2 separate regions of the Homo sapiens genome follow, and region 2 is linked to region 1. Evidence: chromatin loops called from intact Hi-C (ENCODE). Cell type or tissue: A673. All regions are shown on one strand. Each heading gives the region's core, and the rest is flanking DNA. Links, peaks and the distances in the headings are about the cores only.

What was found. Peaks named below come from ENCODE experiments on the same cell type or tissue, not always from the same donor. Only the 100,000 strongest peaks of a DNase experiment are listed, where the experiment ranks them.
Region 2: it touches region 1 in a loop (2.4-fold over the local background); 1 of 110 quality-filtered maps calls a loop at or near these places.

Annotation. Positions count from the first base shown.
Region 1 is chr4:159,757,983-159,769,586 of GRCh38, forward strand. All of the region lies in intron 1 of LINC02233 (long intergenic non-protein coding RNA 2233), which reads right to left. All of the region lies in intron 2 of LOC107986324 (a long non-coding RNA gene), which reads left to right. Among named protein-coding and RNA genes, the nearest start is that of LINC02233, 14 kb to the right of the region's middle. In A673, for the core only: a CTCF peak has its summit at 6,530 (motif pointing right); DNase peaks (open chromatin) are centred at 6,549 and 7,608; H3K4me3 peaks cover 2,169 bases; H3K27ac peaks cover 2,758 bases.
Region 2 is chr4:159,672,255-159,683,858 of GRCh38, forward strand. The region is part of intron 2 of LINC02233 (long intergenic non-protein coding RNA 2233); the gene reads right to left. All of the region lies in intron 1 of LOC107986324 (a long non-coding RNA gene), which reads left to right. Among named protein-coding and RNA genes, the nearest start is that of LINC02233, 100 kb to the right of the region's middle. In A673, for the core only: no CTCF peak of the experiment used is centred there; a DNase peak (open chromatin) is centred at 5,397; H3K4me3 peaks cover 405 bases; H3K27ac peaks cover 451 bases; H3K27me3 peaks cover 1,456 bases.

The DNA of each region.
Region 1 (11,604 bases), core at 4,369-8,368:
ATTGCCTTTTGGGCTCATCAAATTTGTTTATTTGGTCAAGGTGGAAGAATCTACAGCAATGCTTAGAAGATAATTAAGATTTCAGGACCCAAATCAATAAGGAAAGATAAAGAAAAGGAGATTAGTTCTTTCAGAAGATAAGTTTGAGAGGTGACTAGATGTCAATCTTTAAGTATATGGAGAAATTATCAAGCAGACCAATTTTCCTCTTTCTTTCTAGCATGGCACAGAAGGAAGTGGGTTTGGTCAATCTTTAATCAAATATTTATTGAGTGCTTGTGTTTTGCACAGTATTGTGAAAGATACTGTAGCCAACACAGGGAAATGTGGATCTCCTCGTGTGCAGTATGAAATGCAATTTTAAAAACTTGGTTATCTACTATGTATAAGTATATAAATATGTGTAGTTTCTCCATGGTTTATTTTTGGGGAGAGAATAGCAGCTACCTTAGTTCAGCATTTTGACAGGAACCAGAAAACCTTCTGATCTTTACTAGACATATGGCAACCCAGAACAAAAAGCACATTTTTAGCCTCTTTTGCAGCTAGGTGTGGTTATGTGCCTAAGTCCTGTTAATGAGATATGAACACAGGTAAAATATGTAACCTGTAGAAATTTCCCTTAAAGGGAGGAAGTGTACACTTTTCTCCCCTGTAGGCTGAGTTGTGGAGCTGGAATAAGTAGCACAAGGTGGGAGCTAAAAGAGGAGGGTGTGGAATAGAGAAATGTTTCTCCTCATTTAAGAAGTTCATATGCTTATAAATACTTCCATTTGTGTAGAATAGTTAATTAAAATATACAATGCCGGCCAGGCGCGGTGGCTCACGCCTGTAATCCCAGCACTTTGGGAGGCCGAGGCGGGCGGATCACGAGGTCAGGAGATCGAGACCATCCTGGCTAACACGGTGAAACCCCGTCTCTACTAAAAATGCAAAAAATTAGCCGGGCGTGGTGGCGGGCGCCTGTAGTCCCAGCTGCTCGGGAGGCTGAGGCAGGAGAATGGCGTGAACCCGGGAGGCGGAGCTTGCAGTGAGCCGAGATCGTGCCACTGCACTCCAGACTGGGCGACAGAGCGAGACTCCGTCTCAAAAAAAAAAACAACAAAAAAACAAAAAACAAAAACAAAACAAAATATACAATGCCTATGATATGAATGATACCCTTTAGACTTGTGCAGTGCAGAACCTATACAATCACATTAATATTTGGTAAGCCTGATAATCATGGAGCCACCATAACTAGTCTGAAACTGCAAACACATTTTACAATTTTTTTCAAACTTTTAGTGTTTTTGTTACTCAAGGCCATAACTAATCCTACACGCTCTCCTTAACAAGTAAGCTCTCCTGAAGCAGAGATATTCCCTTTCTGTGACATTCTCCAGTGCCTCGATAGAGCCTGCCATATAGAAGACACTAAAATATTTGTTGACTGACTTCTGAAAAAGAGAAAGGAAGAAAACAAACAAACAAAAAACAAACAAAAAACAAGATTGACAGTGTGGGCTGGAGAGGTAGGAATATTTTTTCCTTTGCTAAGAGTTTGTGGCTTTTTGAAATTTTACCATACGTAAAACTGTTTTCATTGGAATCATATGTAAAATAAAGTAAAAATTGGACCATTAATATTACCATATTTTGTGATTAAGAAAATTGCTTAATTCTTTAGAGTAATGTTTTTACAATATAAAACTAATAAGTTTAAAATAACTTAGGCAAGCTGGGCATGTGGTGGCATGTGCCTGTAGTCCCAGCTACTTGGAGGCTGAGGCAGGAGGATTGCTTGAGCCCAGGAGTTTGAGGCCATAGTGCACTGTGATTGTGCCTGTGAGTGGTCACTGCACTCCAGCCTGGGCAATATAATGAGACCCTACCTCTAAGAAAAACAAAATTAGAAAAGTCTTTTGGAAGCCAAGGCCTGGCTACATATTTATATTAAGAAGTCAGCCTATAACATTTTTTTTTCAACTTTTATTTTAAATTCAGAAGGTGCATGTATAGGCTTGTTACTTTGCTATCCCTCCCTTCCTCCCCCACTCCAGAAGTCCCCAGTTTCTGTTGTTGCCATCTTTATGCCCATGAGTACTTAATGTTTAGCTCCCACTAATAAGTAAGAACATGCATTAACCTGTAAAATTTAAATTGTGACCATTTCTGAAAGATTGACAAGGAATTTTTTTTTGGTCAATCATTTAGCATTTGCTAAATTTCTCCTGTGAGGGCAACACTGTGGTAGACACTGTGTAAATCACAGGTAGAGTCTCCATGTGATTGCTGACCACACCCATTCTTTACAGGTTCTGAAGTAAAGGAGAAATATATGAAAGAGCTAAATAGAGAACAAAATGCTTGTTTCATTGATGTTAAAGCTGGATGAGAGAAGTCAGCCTTATGAACTTACTTGCCATGGAAAAGCTACAGTAGAGAACAGAAAGCACATGATATGGACACTGTTGATCTCCAGGTAGATTGCCAGAAAACATCTCCATCAGCCCCTCTTCTCCCCTGCACTGGGATAGGAGGTTTCATGGTTGTTTCTTTTTCCCCATCAATCTCAACCAACCCATCTGATTCTGATCTGCTGATAACACCCACCCTTGTTTTTCCAACACTTTTGGATTTATTCTCAAATATATTTGTCATTTCCCCCGAGTTTTGGGATGCACATGAGGTAAATATATGGGCCAGTCTTTCTTTACATCACTCTATTTCAGGTCACCAGGATTTTGTGTATATATTTTTCCTATTTACTGTGCACTTATTTTAATTAAACAACCACAAATAAAAAATTCATTTGTTTCTGCAGTTCTAGATATATATTATTCTTTATTTTAAAAAATATATTTCTGATGGGGCACAGTTGTTCATGCCTGTAATTCCAGCACTTTGGGAAGATGAAGTGGGCGGATTGCTTGAACCCAGGGGTTCATGACCAGCCTGGGCAACATGGTAAAATCATGTCTAGACCAAAAAAAGAAAAAAGTTAGTGGGTGTGGTGGCATGTGCCTGTAGCCCTAGCTACCAGCTACTCGGGAGGCTGAGGTGGGAGGATCTAAAGTCCAGGAGGTTGAGGTTGCAGTGAGTGGTGACCATGCCACTGCATTCCAGCCTGGGTGACAGAGGAAGACCCTGTATCAAAAAAAAAATTCTGTGAAGTTTATGCTAATTGGAGATAAGAAAAATGATGGTCAAAGGTGCTTGAAAGAAAACTTTGATATGAATGAGAGATTGTGTTTATCCATGTGCTTAAATAATAAAGTAGCCTTCTTGTCTGTGAAGTTAAAAGTTGGCATAGCTACTTCAAAATTCATACAGAGGAGCTCCATTTAATCCCTAGCTCAGCCTTGATAGGATTTACACAAAGAGATTTTTAATGTTGATTTGAATCTTCCCAGTGATATAATCTCAGAATAGTAAGTTGGAAACTGGATGGGGTGGCCTGTTAGACTGAGAACTAGAGGTCATAAGGCAGAGTGCATTTCTTCCTTTTTATTCTTATTATCCAAATGGTTAAGGGGCCCCAACACTACCTTAGATTCCAAAATTTACTAGGACTAATAAGATTCAGCATAGAGCCATAGCCATGGTAAGATTTATTATAGTAAAATGATCCAAAGCAAAACCAGCAAAGGAAAAAGGTGCATGGAGAAAGTTCACAGAAAACCAGGCTCAAGCTTCCAAGGCTCCTCCCCAAAGGAGTCTCACAAGATGTGCTTAATTCATTCAGCAATCTGTTGCGAGAATATACATGAAATGTTGTCTACCCAAGAAGCTCATTAGAGACTCAGTTCCCAGGGCTTTTATTGGTGACTGGTCATCTAAATATCCTCTACTTACTACATACCCAAATTCTAGACTCCCAGAAGAAAAACAGGTGTTCAGTAGACATCACATTGTTTGTATGAATATTTTAGGTACAGTGTATCACCTTTATCTGTTAAAGAATGGTAGGAACACTCCAGAAATCCAATGGCCCACCTTGCAAATAGTCCTTTCTAAGGATAGATAGCTATCTCACTTCAGGCCTATTATTGAAGTGTCTACTACATACTGGATTTCTTCCTCCCTACTGTGTGAGTTATTAATATTTTGCCCAGTTTTAGTAATTCTTCTAACAACAAATATGGAAAAGTGAAGAAATTAGTCCATTTGCATTTTCATTAGTAAAACTTTTAAAGATTTAACAGAGAATAATGTTGAAAATATACAAACATATACATTTACCGTAGGTTACATGTAGTCTTGCTACATCCTTTTTCCACTGAACTGCATATTTAATGAGAAAATTAAGTTTGCTTCATATCTTATATATTCTGCACTTTATTGAACTTATTAGTTGCTTTTATTCTTTTTTCTTAAACTTTCAATTTTGAGATAACTGCGGATGCAAATGTATTAGTAAGAAATATACCCTCCACCCATTTTTCTCCAGTGGTAACATATTGCATAACTATACTACAATATCACAGCCAAGAAATTGACATTGGTAGATTTATTCAGACTTCACCAGTTTTACACATATTCATGTATATGTGCATATGTCTTTGGTTTTATCAAATTTTCTCACATGTGTAGATTCTCATAACTACCACTACAGTCAGGGTGGAGAACAGTTCTGTTGCCATAAGGATTCCTCGTGTTGGCCTTTCTATCCACACTCTCCCTCCGTCTCCACTCCACTCCCTAATCCCTCATAACTACTAATCTTTTTCTCTATGTCTATAATTTTATCATTGTAAGAATGTTGTATGAATGAAATCGTACAGTATATAACTTTTGGGACTGGGCTTTTTCATTCAGCATAATTCCCTTGAGATCCATCCAAGTTTCCTGCATCAATAGTTCATTCTTTTCTATTGCTGAGTAGTATTCCATTGTATGGATGTACCATGGTTTGTTTAACCATTCACCCATTGGCAGGCATTTGGGTAGTTTCCACTTTTTGGTTCTTACAAATAGAGCTGCTATAAATATTTACACATTTTGCCATGAAAATAAATTTTTAGTTTTCTCTGATAAGTGCCCCAGGGTGCAATTGCTGGGTTACATATAGTTGCATGTTTATTTTTATAAGAAGTGGCCAAATTATTATCTCATAAGAAAATCATAAGAGATAAAGTTTTCTGCATCCTTACAATCATTTATTGTTATTCCTGTTTTGCCATTCTGATAGACTGGTAATATCTCATTTTGGCTTTAATTTTAATTTCCCTAAAGTCTAATAATGTTGAACATATTTTCATGTGCTCTGTTGCTCTCTGTATATCGTCTTAGGTGAAATGTTTATTGCTCATTTTCTAATTAAATTTAAAAAATTGTTAAATTTTGAGAGTTCTTTACATACCCTAGATATTAGTTGTCACATATTTGTAAATATTTATTTCTAATCTCTAGCTTGTCTTTTCATCTTTTTAACAGGATTTTCACAGGGCAAAATTTTAAATTTTGATGTCCAATTTATTTTATGAATAAATTTATAAATTTATTTAAAAATTTAAAATTATTTAAAAAATTATTTTACGATTCATGAATCATTTATTTTATGAATCATACTTTCATATCAAGTCTAAGAGCTTTTCTTCTACCTACCCTTATGTCCTGATGATGTTTTCCTAGTTTTTTCTAAAAGTTTTATAGTTTTGTATGTTATATATTTAAAGTGACTGCCTACAGCAGCAATTTTCAGCAAAAAAACCACCTTAATGTTGCAAATGGTGAAACACTAGACGTGTTTTGCCACTGTATAATTGTCAGATTTGTGTGAATACATGTATTCTGTTGTAGAGTACAGATTGCTTGCTGCTAGTGGTGAGAAGTAGTAGACTGAGACAGAAATAACCTTTAAATATTTATTAAATTGTCATTCCTTGAATTAAATTTTATCGTGTGTCCATCTCAACTTATTTCTTTTATGTGACCTGAATAATTGAAACAATGAGAAACAAAAGGCACGAAAAGTTATAGTAAATAATGTGGTATTCCTTATTTATTTTTCTAGAAATATGAGATTAAAAATTTTTTTTAGTGCAGAAAGACCATTTTATCTTGTAGAATTACCTTTTAAAAGCATTTTGTAAGTGCTTATTCAGAGATGTCTCAGGAAAAAATTACCATTTCAGATTTTAAATGAAACTATATAACAATGTTTGGCCATTATGTAGTTCCTCTCCAAGCCACACTTGATCTCCAATCTTGTTCATCCTTAACAAGATCAAGCACATCTTCAAACTCAATTCCATGTAATGTCTGATTCTGGATGGTTTTTTTTTTTTTTTACCAAATTCTGCTTGACACAGAAAACCATTAAATTAGGCTTTTAGCTTGCAATGGCTTTCTTTCTATGCTTTCCACACACCAGAATACAGTTCACTTCCTGGCAGCTAAAAAGATTAGCTTTTTGAACCTTTCTCAGAAGGAAAAAAATCCCCCCTTTTAATGCAAAAGTTAAAATTGCTGGGAAGGTTTTCTGTGCCTGTGGATCTGGGGTCCAGAACAATGCAATTAAAATATATCACGCTGTTAAAAATGACTGAACTGCCCTCTAGGTGGCAGACTACCATTATTTTTTCCTTAGCTTTAGGCATGTTCTTGCTTATCAACAAGTCACCAAGTAGCGCAGACGCCTGTTCCCAGTTCCAAGAATCATCCAATTTTTAAACACTTTTTAATTGATTTCTCTGTCTTCTAAAGTTGTCTTGGACTTCTATTTTGTTTTGACTCACACTGATGTCATGTCTCACTGTTCAGACATTCTATGTCGATTATTTGAAAACATACTACTGTTTCCACCCTAATAAATTTCGTATACACTTACACACACTCTAAAATCATTCACTGGCATTTATACAGTGAATATGTCCAATAGCACTACTCATATAAATAAAACCCAAGAATGTTAATGTAAAACAAGTTTATTTCATACCATTTCTCAACTAAATGATGCTATATAAACAAAATGTATAAGCTACATTTTTATGGCGTATATAAAATTTTGCTTAAAGTTAGCATTTATGTGGTGAGGATATTGATTTGAGAGTCAAAAACAATCACAGGTCATTTCTAGTATGTCTGATAATCTCCTGATGCATAAATTGTCTATCAAAAATTAAAATGAAAGCTCTCTTTTAATTGTACTAAAAGGCATTTAATATTTGTTTTCTAGTCCTTTTAACAGTAAGTTTTGTTTCATGATTTTTGAAGAAAAATATTAATTTCAAATTATATTTTTTCTGTGTTACAGGATTTTGAGGTAAAATTTAAAATAAATTTATGAATTAGTATGCCATTTTGAAATAAAATTTTAGGGGTTGGAGAATTTCAGGTTGGCTTATTTTTAGTGACTGTAACAAAGTCAGAATACATTAGAACCAGTAATATTTTCATTGTGTCAGAAGAAAAATTTTGGAGATACTACTCTTTCTAGATTTAGAGTATTATACAAACCCAGAAGTAATGTAATTCTCATATATCGAATAAACACATTTCTATGAAAAAGAGCTACCTTCTGAGGTTATATGGAATATCAGTCACAGAAACTGGATGTAGAGACAAGTTTTCATAGCTGCTTGATGCTTTTAGTCATGGGGCCACAAAGAGATTAATCTTGAGAATGATGACAAAATATGATAGGAATTTCTTACTCTCAGATGCTCTTTATTATTTTTTCAAACCCTGAAATTCCTGTGTGTTCTCTGTATTTCTGACAAAAACTCATGAGTACTGATTGTCTCTCATGTTCCCTGGAAGAAATAATTTAATTGCATATCACATCTAACAGTCTCCCAATTTTCTTTTCTTTCTTTTCTTTTTTTTTTTTTTAAATTATGTGCTGGAGAAAATCTTGCTAGCCACATATCTGACCAAAAATATAAATATCTGTAATATCTTGTAGCTAGAATACACAAATAACTGAAAGCTCAACAATAATACAAATGACCCAGTCAGAAAATGAGTAGCAGACACTTCACTGAAGAGGGTATGCAGATGGCAAATAATCTCATGCAAAAATATTCAACACCATTAAACATTAGGGAAATAAAAATTAAAGCCATAATGAAATATAACTATGCCCATGTCAGAATGGCTAGAAGACAGTGATAGCCCCAGATGCTGATGAGGATTCTGAGAAACGGGATCACTCATATTTTGATGGTAGAAATGTAAAATGGTGCAGTCGCTATGGAAAATAGTTTGGCAGTTTCTTATAAAAATCAGCCTGTGTTAAAGAAAAAACTTTAGATAAACTTAGTTTAGCAAATGATCACGTAAACTCTGAGCAAAGAACAATTCATGAATTGGGTAGCACCCTGAGCCAGTAGAGATTTGGAGAACTCCATCCAACAATGTGGGCAGACATTATTTATAGACAGAAAGAGAAAGTAACATATAGAAACAGCTTGGTTGTTTACAGCTCAGCATTGGCCTTATGTTCACATGGTCTGATCAGTTGGCAGCCTGTGATTGGCTGCAGCTTGGCTGCTGGTGATTGGCTATGACTCTCGTTACGGTAGATTCTGATTACAGAAATATATTCTCGAGTTAGGTTTCAGTTTGTTTACATACTAAGTTTGCTTGCGGTTCCCTTAGTATGGCAGCCGATTTAGGCCAAATTTAATTTAGTTTAACACATGCGATTACCATGTGACCTATTGATTGTACTCTTGGACATTTAGCTCAGAGAAATGAAGACATATGTCTAAACAAAAACCTGTCCATGAATGTTTACAGCAATTTTATTGGTAATAGCCAAATGTCTGTTAATGAGTGAATGGTTAAAGTGTAGTACATTTGCACTGTGGGACACTACTCAGCAATTAAGAAGAAAAAACTACTGAAAATCACTAGAGAATAATGCCCAGTAAAATCATAAAAGGTTACATACTGCATGATTTCACTTACATAACACTCTTGAAATAACAAAACTACAGAGATAGAAAACAAATTGTTGCCACAAAAGGTTAGAAATGGGAGAGTGGATGTGGCTTTAAAGAACCACCACAAGGGAATCTTTAGATATAACTGTTCCATATCTTGATTGTGATGGTTGTTACCTGAATATATACATGTGATAATATTGCCTGCAAATATAAACACACGCACACAAATGCATGCACAACTGGCAAATTCTGAAACAACTCTGTGGGTTGTATCAGTTTCCTTGTGATCTTGTACTATAGTTATGCAAGATGTTAAAATTAAAGGATGCTGGATAAAAGGTGCATGAGACCTCTTCAACTTCTTTTTTAATCTTTCTATGAATATATAATTATTTCAAAATAAAAAACCAATATGCTTATTTTTTTCAAGAGATTATGCTATGCTAATTTCCCAGAGTAAACTAGTTACCATTTTTGTTATCCTTATGATTACGTAAGTTTAATTTTAAAAAGAGATACAATTTCTAGACACAAAAGTGTAAAATGCAAAAATGTTTTGTTTAAATTATTTTTTTTTCAGGAATCTGCACTCCTCTTAAGCCTTTCAATGTGTCATACATGTTCTAGGACTATTCTCACTTAGTAGTTTCTTAGCATTCTGCTTCTTTGCCATATGTGAGGTGCAGTCAGGAATTTATTTTCCTCCCCATTTGATCTAGATTAAGCTATTTGGCTCTTGCTCCTAAGAAATCCCAAAATACTATGAATCAAAATGAAGGCATGCATGTGATAACTCTCATGTAGACTTTTATGATTCTGGAAGAACTCTTAATGTTTCCTTAGTGAAAACATTAACTTTATGCTAAAGTAAATTTCTAATATAATACCATTGGTATTACTAGAAATTTTCTAAATGTTTCTGAGAAAACATAAGTGGGATACCTAAAAAGAAAAATCTAGTTCTCCAAGACCAACTAAAATCACAGTGTTATGGCAACAGCAAGACTGTGGCTTTGAAAAATGATCATTTATTTTTAGGAAGCATTAAACCTCAACATCTTGGTTCTTATATGTGATTCCAGAATGAATCTCCTTTGAGGCTGGCCTTCCTGAATTAAGGATATATTTTAGGGCCAAGTTCAACAGTTTTTAAGCAATTAAAAATCTTTGACCTGTTTACAGACCTCACCAGGTTTTCTCTGCTCTCAATTAATTCTTTTTTTCTTTTCTTCCTACCCTGAGAGGCTTTGGAGCTGAGCTTTTAAAACTTCTTGACAAACAACTTTTCTCTTAAGACACCAAATCTTCTCCTTACTGCTTGGAGTGTGAGATAGTGGTGTGTGTGACCCACAGGGCCAAGCAGTCAGAATTAGACCACAGTGGCATTTATTAAGCATTCTTCTGCAGTGTGTGTGTGAGTGGTGTGGGATGGCTGTTTGAGTAGGAAGAATAAAGTGGCCAAGACATGTACCAAAATGGACAGGATAGTTTTTTCAGTGTTGCATATTATGCCATGGATTAAGCCTGACATAAATTTCTCCATATTAATTTAAGAAAAATTTATAATTTAAAACCTCTACATGCTATGGTAAGAGTACCGTGTTTAGAATCAAGAGATCTGGGTTAGAGCTGTCTAACCCAGATTGACTTTCTAATTTTATGATCTTGTATGAAGTTAATTTTGTGTTCTTTAATACTCTTGTGTAAAGTGAGGCCTGTAATACTGTCTTAAAATAGCTTTCATGAAGATTAAATAGGTTAATGTACATGTAAAATAAAATTTCAATGCTTTAAATAAAATTTAAAACCTATTTAAATATAAGATGCTATTGCTCTTTAACAATCATTATGATTTAGTTAATATACTTAAATCTACATGTGTGATGTGTGAGTATATTATGTATGTGTATGTAAATATACTTCATGAAGTGTGAACATACACCTTTATATTTCTTTTTAAACCAGTACATGTCCAGTGCCTAGCATATGGAAGACACTTAATAAATATATGCTGAATGAATAGATGAATGAACTTAGAATTTTCAAATCTAAATAATTTATTCTAATTTAATCAGTATCAGGTAAATAATAAGCACAGAAACTGTTAGAACAAGAACTGAATTATAGCATCTCCTACATGAAATTAAATAATTTTAGAAATGGTGGTAAATGTTTAAGTTTTTTACTTGTATTAGCACAGATATAAGCATCAATCATGACATCTTTCTGCTCATAAACCTTAAGTAACTCCCATTGCTCCTATTGCTTAGAAAATAAAATCCAATTCTTTAGTGTGGGACTAACCTTTTCAAATTTATTTTCCATATTACAATCTTGCTTCTTTTGGATATTTCTTATGTATCACCCCACTTTCCCCTTTCCCCACTCTCTTGCCACCTTGCCTGTGTCCAGGCTTTATCCTCTTTGAAATGCCCTTCAACTTATTTCTGTAGAATTCAATCCCACCCATCTGTCAAGTTCTGTCCCTAATGCCACTGCCTGTATGGAGCCTATGCAGGTATCCTCAGATAGAGGTAACCTCTTTCTACCTAAGTATTCATTCCACTTTATGTTTGCCCCCTTGAGACCTTTTTCACTTCCTAATCTAGATTATAAACTTTTTTTTTGGTAGCAGATTCTATGTCTCATTTACTTTTATATTTACAAAATTTCCTGCATTGTAAATATACAACAGTTGCTTGTTTATTGAACAAACTGAATGCATATG
Region 2 (11,604 bases), core at 3,503-7,502, 87 kb before region 1:
TATCACATAGACCATGGAAAAGTTATAATAGATTACATAATGCAATCAAGAGTACAAGGTGAAGAAGTATGTTTGCAGATTTCAGTTGTACTATACAAGGTGTTTTTGGCAAAGAGATAGTAGAATATTATATTTTTGAAATTCATGAATATGTCCCTTGATAAATTTGTATTTGCTTTTTGTCTTTGGTTTCTGGCATACAACTCTTAAAACTCTTTGAATGTCCAGAGTGGTAAGAGTCTCTTTTATATGCTAATTAGATGACTGCTGGATGGGGGCCACTAGATTGCCTTAGGATGGGTGCTGGCTGCCAGAAAGAGTAACTCATGTTTAGAGAGTTAGAAGTTGCAACCCCATCCTCTGATCTCCAGGGGAGGGAGGCTGGAGAGTGAGTCTGATTATCAGTGGTCAATGATTTAATCAATCATGCCTATGTAATGGAGCCACCATAAAAACGCCTAAATAATGTGGTTTGGAGAGCTTTTGGGTTGGTGAACACAGGAAGGTGATGGGAAGGTGGTATGCCTGAGAAAACTTGGAAGCTTCTTGTACCCTGCCACCTCCCCATACCTTGCCCTATGCATTTCTTCCATTTGGTTATTCCTGAGTTGTATTCTTCATAGTAAACTGGTAGTATTAAGTGGGTAACAACCTGGTGGAAGAGGAGACACTTTCATGTGGGCATAATAGAGGACTTACGTGGGACTAGAACTAAGCCTCTCAATTATACCAAGCTATCCATGATAGACCAGGGATTTGATGAGAATCCCACTGCCTTCCTGGAAAGGCTAAGAGAGGCCTTGGTGAAAGACACCTTTCTATCTCCTGATTCAGTCAAAGGACAACCAATTCTAAAGGATAAATTTATTACTCAGGCAGCCCCTGAGATCAGGAGGAAGCTGCAGAAACAGGCCCTGGGAACAGATAGTACTTTAGAGAATCTCCTGAAAGTGGCCACCTTAGTCTTTCACAATAACTCACTGGAAAGCTGATGGAATTACCTCCATAAACCCAGGAAAGCACCCAAAGTACCAATGTGAAGAGATTGGAGACCTCAAGCTAAAAATCACAAAAGATAAGTGTTAATAATTAACCTTCCATGGATGTCCTCCTTGTAGTCTTGCCTATGCTTGCTGTTCTTACCTTCATTCTGTTCTATACCATTGGGTAGAATGTTGTTTTCACAATGATTAATGTATTTCACTTCTTCTTTCTGTAATCTTCAGCACTAGATTGTCTGCTTTTAAACTCCTCTTTGTATGATACACATATTTGATCCATGCACACTTAGCTTTGTAAAACTTGTTTTTTCTCGCCTAGAGGCCATCAAACTCCAAACAGCCAGGGAACCGGACTCTCAGATGATGGCTTCCTTTTGCAGGGTAACCTTAGGTAGACCTCTGGGAGGAATCTGACTGCCATTCTCCCCAAAACAACTCCCCCTGTTAGCAGGAGGTGGTTAAAACCAGTCATTGTCTGTATTCTAATGGCAGTTAGATGTGCCTTTACAGAGGGGGGAATGTTAGGGACAGGAAGCAGAGAAATTCTGGGCAGAAGAGGGTGGGGTCTCTGATGAGGGTCCCACCCTCAAGCCAAAAAGCCTAATACTGCAGCCCAAAGTGAGAACTTTACATCTCCATTTTCCTGCTGGAATGTTGCCTTTTCCAAAACCACCCATGGCCTGCTCCACCCCCATCCTATGCCCATAAACCCCCAGGACCTGCCAGCAGGGAGAGGAGAAGCGGCTGGATGTCAGAGACTATGGTTGGATGTCGGAGAGAAGCAGGACAACTTGACAGCATAGCTTCGAAAAGGAGTCCAGCCATTCATGGAAGATTACCTTCCTGCACTGTCCCCTTTTCAGCTCTCATTCCCACTGACAGGCACTTTCATCAGCAATAAAATCCCCCACATTTATCACCTCAATTCATTCATGCAACCTCATTCCTCCTGGATGCTGAACAAGAACTAAGGTGTGGGTGCAAAAGGCTGTCCCTGACCCTCCACTGACCTTCCACTGAGCTGTTAACATTTAAGCCTTCTGCAATGGCATGGTGGCAAAGTTAAAAGAGCACTGACTGTAACACTCCTACTGGGGCTTCAGGGTCACAGGTACTCCCCGCTAGACGTTGCCACAGGGCCGGCATGGAGTTTTGCCTTTGTTGGCAGCCAAAACCGCTTGCTCCGGCTTCTGCACCTGCTCACCTGCATGCTCCCCTCCTGCAAGGGGTGAAGTGCAGAAGGTCTGAGGGAGTGGAATTCGCCCCTGCCAGTGCTGATGTGGCTGGCTAGTTCCGGTGCTCCTGCACCTCAGTTCCCACCCATGAAAGGGTCAGGGAAATATCCTGCTTCACTAGGACTTATAACAGCCAGCCGAAGTGAAGGCAGTATGTGGGACTGAGCCCTTAACTTGTGGAGTGTTATGCTAACTCCAGGTAGATAGTGTCAGAACTGAATTGAATTGTGGGACATTCAGCTGTTGGAGAGTTGGAGATGTGGTGTTGAAAGAGACACCACACATTCAGTGTCAGAGGTGTTGTGAGTAAAAGTAGATTCCTAATTTATTAAAATATGCATCTGAAGAAAATCTAATGTAATTGGCTATATCTTTTTTTATTTTTGATAACATGAGATAAACAGAAAGTATTCATTAAGCTTATACAATATATCTAGTACTGAACATATAACTTGATAGATATGAGAACTGACTTTCTAGTACTAAGAAGGAGAATTATTAACTGTGGCTAGCACATAATCCAAAAAGAACTATAGAGATTACTTTTTATTTTGAAATATCTAACTTGATAGTAATCGTGTAGATGAAACAGTAGATATAGGATAATTCATGAATTTGCTATCTCATTGCCGATTTATTATTTAAAATGCTCTTCATTTTAAGGTGATGTAATTCTAGGTAAAAGAAGGTGTTTGGGGGTAAGTTCTGTCCTCACTAGAGTTGTCTACTCTTACTGGGTCCTAGATTAAAAACTAGTCCTCAGTATCTTTGTCAACTCTTCAGTATTGACAAATACTCCTAGAACAAAATTCTTTATGAATATGGGGTTCATATCTCTGGATTTCTGTATTCTCATTTATCTTGGTTCAGTTATTCCTCATTCTATTTTTAGTTCTTTAATGCTTTTTTTTTTTTTCAAATTTTCTCTGGATATTTAACTTGTCATTTATGGAGACTAGGAGGTTAATCTGAATTATCTTGCTTTCCGATACTGGATACGATAGTCCTGATATATTTTGTAAGCTTCACAATTTAAATGGTTTTCCTAATGACACTAATGTCCTAATGGCTGTCCTAATGACACAAAGGAGATTGAGATTCCAATTATGTGTTATAAAACATTGCATGACATCCTTATTCTTTGCTAAAGTTGCAATGGCCAAAAAAAAAAAAGCGTTCAGAAGCATTTTTAAAGGTATATTACATATTAGTATTAAACTCTGATATTTGTGAATAAAGTTACATTTGTTTTATGAATATTTCATTATTGGGTCATGAAATTTAGCTACAATTAATTAAAGATTCTTTTTTATTTTTTAAATAAGCCTTTCATTATTAAATGAGTGGTGTTCATTCTTATTGCTGGTGCCTTAGAATAGCAAAGATACTGTATGGTATATATCTGGCTGTAGCATTTGTCCTTTCTGTACTGCATTCAATATTTACTGTGGCATCTAGATAAGTTATTGATTATTGGTATCAGAGATCTATTGTTTTTCATGCTATTTGTGTAATGGGTCCTTGCAATTAAATTATTCCTAGTGATGAAGTCTCCTGAAAATACTTGAACTAATCTTTTTAGTCAGTAGTAATTTCTTCCAAAATAATGTAGCTTACAACATTATAAAGTCATATCTCTAAAAGTTATAATTTTTTCATAAGGACAATATCTAATTTTGATATAACAAATATCAAGTAACTATTATTAGAGTGTTTGATAATGGGATTTAATGGTAAATAATACAAATCTTGCCTCAGCTTTCATAAGGTTTAGAGTCTATTATAATTTCAAAGTCCCTAATGAACTTTTATTAACTTTTAACAAGCCCAGTTAATTAACAAAATTCTGGATTTCTTATACAGCTATATTTTTTAGACTTAAAGTATCTGAGAGCCTAATCTGTTTATGAGAAGTTGTTGGCTTTATCACTGAAGAATTGTACAACATAATTTGGTGTAAAGTTGCATGCTTTAGGTTCTGAAACTCACAATATTATAGTAGTTATATTTTTGCTTTTGATTATTTTAAGGCTATTTTTACCTTTGTGCAGCTACCAGGAAACACGGTTTTTTTTTGTTGTTGTTGTTGTTTTTGAGACGCAGTCTCGCTCTGTCGCCCAGGCTGGAGTGCAGTGGCGCGATCTCAGCTCACTGCAAGCTCCGCCTCCTGGGTTCACGCCATTCTCCTGCCTCAGCCTCCCAAGTAGCTGGGACCACAGGCGCCCGCCACCACGCCCGGCTAATTTTTTTGTATTTTTAGTAGAGACGGGGTTTCACCATGTTATCCAGGATGGTCTCGATCTCCTGACCTCGTGATCCGCCCATCTCGGCCTCCCAAAGTGCTGGGATTACAGGCGTGAGCCACCGCACCCGGCCGGAAACACGATCTTAATAGTTCTCGTCTTAGGGAGCTGGGAAGGATACAGGGTGAAGGGTAAAATATGCTGGAGTCAGACAAGGATTGGAATCCTTGCCCTGCTACTTAGTGTATGACCTTGAACAACTTATTTAATCTCTCTGAGCCTCAGTTTATTTTTCTATAAGCTAAGTATTATAATAGCTACTTTGGTGGGTTTCGAGAGCACTCACCAGGGAGATGCTTCTCGACTTACAATGGGGTTACATCCTGACAAATCCATCAAAAGTTAAAAATATCATTAAGACAAAAATGCATTTAGTATCCCAATAAACCCATCATAAAAGTTGAAAAATTGTAAATCATACTGTCATAAGTCCACATGCTCCTTGAGTTACGATGTGGTTATGTCCCAGTAAGCCCATAGAAAAGTCTACGAATTATAAGTCGAACCATTGTAAGTCAGAGACCGTCTGCATAACATACATGATTATGTAGCCCAGGGCAGCTGTTGTGAATATAGTAACAGACATAGATAATAACAGCTACCACTTTCTTTTTTCCCTATCCCCAAGCAGTGCCAAATCACAGGTTCCAGACCAAACAAGGAGGAAAGTTGCTTTTTCTTCCCTATCATTCTAAGATCTTTTTCTTGGGCTTTACATTAAGGCGACTGATAAAGACTTTGTTGCATCCTCCATCAAGTAAAAGCATTAAAGTCATCTAATTGTAAATTAAATGATAAACCTGCTTCACTGTGGGATATGAAACTTGTGAATATGAGGTCAAATTTCTCTTGCTGGGAAAAGAATAATAATAGCTCCTGGCTGTTTAAGCTGAGAGGATATGTTTCCTGTGACATTTAATCTGATAATAAAAGGCTGTGGGTAACTCTTATGGGAATCAGGCAAATGATACGTACCAGGAAATGCTCTGCTCTGGCTGTAGAAGTTGAAGGTTGAGTAACTTCATACTAATGTAGCAAGAGCTAGTTTATCACAATTCAGCTAAACAAATAAGAAGCCTTTGAATACAAAATGAATTTGATGCAATTGGGGATTTTACACTCAAATATATAATACAGATTGGAAAGAGATTGATATTATATCATATTTTGTTTTGGGAAAACTGAGTTTGAACAAGTTGGTCTCAATTTGAGCCTTGCATGTCACGCTGGCTTATCCAATTTCAGAAGAAATTACTGACACAAATTCTTTGGAGGAAATTATTTTCTGCACCATGAAATCTTTTCAGACAATTGTTCAAATGAACTCCAACATGGTAAATCTTTTTCAGAATAACTGAACAGAGCACTGGAGAGCAAATTAATCCTTTTTTAGTTAGTTTGTTTGTTTTTTAGGTTTTCTAAGTGAAAACATTTATATAGTTATTGATTTACTTTTTCTGATTTAATTTAAAAAATAAATTGATTATACTTATAAATGACAGTCCAGTAAAAGAGTTTAACTTAGATCTTATGAGAGTTGCTTGATGGATGTTAAAAAGCCATTAGGTATTTTTGACAAGTGTTTGCAGTGAAAATTTGTATGAAATTCTTACTGTCTTTTTCTACTCTTGGTCTGATTCTGTTGAACACCTTCCTTATGACTTTAAGCAAACTGTTGGAGTAGAGTCTTGCCATCACATGCTCTCATATTCAAAATCAGTAAACCTGGTATAGATAAAAAATTTTAAAACCTGATAGCTTTAACTTTGAAATTGGGTTCCATCATTTACTAGTTGTATTATCTAAAGTTTCTTTAACTTCTCTAAATCAATAAAAAGAGTTTCACAATACTGCCTTAAAGCTACTTTGTTTTAAGGATTAAATGATTTGTGCAAAGGCGTAGTGCATTGCTCTGGCATCAACCTGCCAGCTCATCTGGGTTAGACATCACATGGCCCTCACAGTGGCTACCTACTGCATTTTATTTCTAAACATTTTTCTGCAGTTTAGTCTTATCCTTCTATTCAAATTGCTTTCTTACTATAAGAAACTTCAGATATAAATAAAATGGCCATGAATCTCATCTTCTTGAATGATATGTGTGGCTAGCTATATTTTGGGAGGTGAAGAGAATAACCAAAGAAGCTACAAGAGGAATATTGGAATACAGTCTACCTTGGAACAGTGCCTATCTCATGTGGGAACATCTTTTGGTACTTTTGTTCATATTGCTATTCTCTTATATGTAGGAAGAGAATAAGTAATGTTGTGACTGATGAATATTTCTAGCTTTTCTCATATCTGTGGCTGTCTTTCAATTAGTGAAAGGCAGTAGAGTGTGAAGAGCACAGGTAGGTAATTTTTTTTTTCTATGCATACAACGGCAGGCTAACATTGGATACTTTTTGCAAAAGTATTTTCATCTTCATGTTCAAAATTTACTACAGTGCTCACTTGAAAGACTTCAGTTTTCTAATAATTTCTGTATAGTTTATTGGCAAATCTTGGACCAATTTCATGGTTTGACTAGTTTTAGAAAAATAGACTTCTGGTTTCCAGCTTGACATGTAAAACTCTTGAAAGTCATTATTCCTGTCTTTACAACAAGAAAAAAGCTGAACAAACTCCAAATCAACAACTTTTCATGTAATCTTCAGATAATTAAGGCCACAAGGTAGACTGCTGCTCTGAAACTGGAGAGATAGATAGGGTAATACAGAGACCTCCCCTAAGAGAAGATGCCCAGAGCAGAAGCCAGCAGCTAAAGTCAGTATCAGTAAGATTACATTAAAGTGTAGTTGACAAATTGTTCCAGTCACAGTGTGGCTTAGAAATTAAAATCTCATAAGAGGTCCTTAGGGATGCCCTCACACATTGTGTTTTACCTTCAGGAGCCCTATCAGATTCTCAATGAGAAGATCAGAGAAGACTCCTCTGTGCTTCCAGCAGGAGGAGGAAAAATGTAAGCATTTTGAAAAACACCCAGAGATCTATGTTCTCCTTAACAAGGCCTGTACTCATGAAAATCTGTTTTATCAGAGCCTATCCACTTGTGTTCTACCAAAGCCTAATTGACCTGGGTGAAGAGAAATACCCAACTCCATTAGAGGTATAATATGCTGAGAGAAAAAAAGTGAGAAATACCCAACTCCAGCTCCCTCTAGACTTCAACATTGCGGAACAGGAATATCCAACTCAGTCTCGCTAAAAGACTGAGACCTAATCATATGGTATAGAGTGCGTCCCTTCCCCCTAGACCTTACCACTACGGCTTCTGTAAAATAACAGATTACAGCTAAAAGAACTGAAAGCCATGGGACATACTTAAGAAATATTAGCAAAACCAGAAGACAACAAGGGAGGCAAACATAAATGCAAAAGCAAAACCAAAACAAACAAACAAACAAAAGAAGAGTGGAAACTTTAGCCTCTTACCCCACAGCTACAGAAAGCAGTAAACATAGACTTACTCCTAGCCAGATAAACAAAACCTTGTACTAAAGGCTTATTAGCCCCAGTTTCTTTTATCTGATACATCATTTCCAGTTATCAATAAAAAATTATAAGGCATGCTAACAAGCAAAAACACAGGATAAAGAGGCAGAGCAAGCATTAGAACCAGATTCAGATATGGCAGGGATATTGGAATTATTAGACCAGGACTTAAAATTACTATGATTAATCAATCTATTATAGACTGAATGCTTGTGTCACTCCAACATTTACATTTTGAAGCCCCAATACCTCATATGATGGTATTTGGAGGTGGGGCCTTTGGAAGGTAATTAGGTTTAGTTGAAGTCATGGGGGTGAGATCTCTATGATGGGATTAGTGTCCTTACAAGAAAAGGAAGAGAATGGAGCTTGTTTTCTCTTTGCCATGTGACAATACAGTGCAAAGGTGGCCATCTGTCAACTAGCAAAAGGGATCTCTCTAGGAACTGAGTCTGTACATTGATTGTCTGCTTCCCAGACTTCAAAACTGCAAGAAATAAATGTCTGTTTAAGGCACCAAGTCCATGGTGTTTGGTTATGGCAGCCTGAGCTGACTAAGACATGCTGGGAGCTCTAATGGAACAGGTGACCAACAGGAAAGAGCAAATGAGATATGTCACCAGAGAGATGAAAACTCTAGGTAAGATTTTTTTTAATGCTAAAATAAATAACACAGTAATGGAAGTAAAGGATGCTTCCAATTGGTTCATTAGTAGACAGGACGTTGTCAAGAAAAGAATAAGGGACCTTGAAAATATGTCAATAGAAACTTCCAAAACTGAAATGTCAAGAGGAAAAAGAATGAAACAGAATATTCCAAGAACTGTGTGACAACTAAAGGTATAAATATGCATAAAGAAAATGCCAGAAGGAGGAAACAGTAAGAAACAGAAGAAATATTTGAATTAATAATGGCTGACAATTTTCCAGAATTACTGCCAGGTGCCAAACTAAAGATCCAGGATGGCTAAAGAACACCAAGTAGGTCAAATACCTAAAAATCAATACTTATGCACATCATATTTAAGCTGCAGAAAAGCAAAGACAAAGTGAAAAATCTTGAAAGAAGCCACAGGGATAAAAAAAATCTTAACTACAGAGGAGGAAGAGTAAGAATTACATGAAACTTCTCAGAAACCACAGAGGTAGAAAGAGAATACAGTGGTATATTTAAGGTATTGGAAGAAAAAAAGCCACCAAACTAGAATTCCATATTCAGTGAAATTATTTTTCAAAAATGCCAGATAAATAAAGACCTTCTCAGACAAACATTGAAGGGATTTATTGATAGTAGACCTGCCTTGCAAGAAATGTTTAAACCTATAGCTCACATTACACCCAATGATAAGAAACTAGATGCATTACCCCTAAGTTTGAAAGCAGGACAAAATGTCTCCTCTCAACTTAAATGCTTCGTTGTATGGAAGTCCTAATTAATGCAATAAGACAATAGAATAAAATGTATACAGATTGGAAGAAATAAAACTTCACAAATGACATGATCTATGTAAAAAAAATCAGAGAATTGATTAAAAAAACAACTTCTAGAACTAATAAGTAATTACAGCAAGGTCAGTGGATACAAGGTTAATATAGAAAGTCAGTTGCTTTCCTATGCACAGGCAATAGGCAATTGCAATTTAAAATTAACACACAAAAAGAGAAATACTTAGGTTTAACTCTAACAAAATGTATACAAGTTCTATATGGGGACAACTATCAAACTTTGATTAATAAAACTCAATAAATTTGGAGATATTCTTTGTTCATGAATAGAAAATTCAATATTGTTAAGATGTCAGTTCTTCCCAACTTAGTCTATAGATTCAATGCAATCGCAATCAAAATGTCAATAAGTTACTTTATGAATATCAAAAAACCAATTCTAAAGTTTACATGGGCAGGCAAAAGACCAAGAATAACCAACACGATATTGAAGAACAGAAAGTTGGAGAGCCAACACTGCATAACTTACTACAAATAATATAAGATTTACTTTAAAGCTATAATAATCAAGACTGTGGTATTTGCAAAAGAATAGACAAATAAGTAAATGGAACAAAATAAAGTCCAGAAACAGACCCACACAAATACAGTCAACAGATCTTTGATAATGGTATAAATGTGATTCAATGGAGAAAGGGTAGTGTTTTCAACAAATGATATTGTAACAACTGGACATCCACATGTTTAAGAAAATAAGTGTAGACACTGACCATAACTTTCACAAAACTAACTCAAAATGGATCATACACTTAAATGTGAGTTTTAAAACTATAAAACTCCTAGAAGATAACATGGAAGAAAATATTAATAGCCATTAGTTTGACACTGAGTTTTTAGGTGAAACATCATAAGCACTATCTATCAAAGAAAATATCGATAAGCTAGACTTTATTAAAATTAAAAAATTCTCTGCAAAAGACACTCTTACGAGAATGAAAAGACAAGCTTATACTGAGGGAAAATATTTGCAAAACACCTATCAGATAAATGACTTGTGTTCAAAATAAATAACTTTTTAAAAGAAAACCAATAACTCTTAAAACTCAGCAAAAGAAAACAACCCAATTAAAAAAGGAGCAAAGGATCTGAACAGACGATGCACTGATGAAGGTATACAGATGGCAAATATACACATGAAGAAATTCTCAAAATTATATCCTTAGGAACAGAATGTTAAAGCAACAATGAGGCATCACTACACACTTATTACAGTCATGGCTAACACGCAAGACATTGACAACACCCGCCACGAGCTGATGAAGATGTGGAGCAAAAGGAACCCTCATTTATTGCTGGTGAAGATGAAAAATGGTACAACCATTTTGGAACACAGTTTGACAATTTATTTCAAGGCTAAACAGTAGTCCATGAGTCATGCTCCTAGGTATTTACCCAAATGAGTTGAAAATGCATGTCTACATAAACAACTACACACAAATGTTTATAGAAGCTTTGATTCATAATTGCAAACATTAGGAGCAGCTAAGACATCCACTAATAGATGAATAAACTATGGAACATCCATACGATGGAATATTATTCAGTGATAAAGATAAATAAACTATTAAGTCATGGAAAACTTTGGAGGAATCTTAAGTGCATATTAAGTAAAAGAAGGCAGCCTGGAAAGGCTACATACTGGATGATTCCAAATACATGACATTTGGGAAAAGGCAAAAGTATAGAGACTGTAAAAAGATCAGCAGTGCCAGAGGTTCAGGCTGGGGTGGGGGCGATAGGGAGGGATGAATAGGTGGAGCACAGGGCATTTTTAGGGCAGTGAAACTATTCTGCATGATGCTCTAATGGTGGATAAATGACATTATACATTTGGAAAAAGTCAAACTGTACAACACAAAGAATGAACACTAAAATCATGGATTTCAGTTAATAATAATATATTAATATTGGTCCATTAATTGTAATAAATGCATCACACCAATGCAAGATGTTAACAGTGTGGGAAATTGTGGGCTGGAGAAGGCAGAAGGAATATGTTTTCTGTTCATTTTTTTTCTGTAAACCTAAAGCTTCTCTAAGAAATAAAGTATATCAATTAAAATA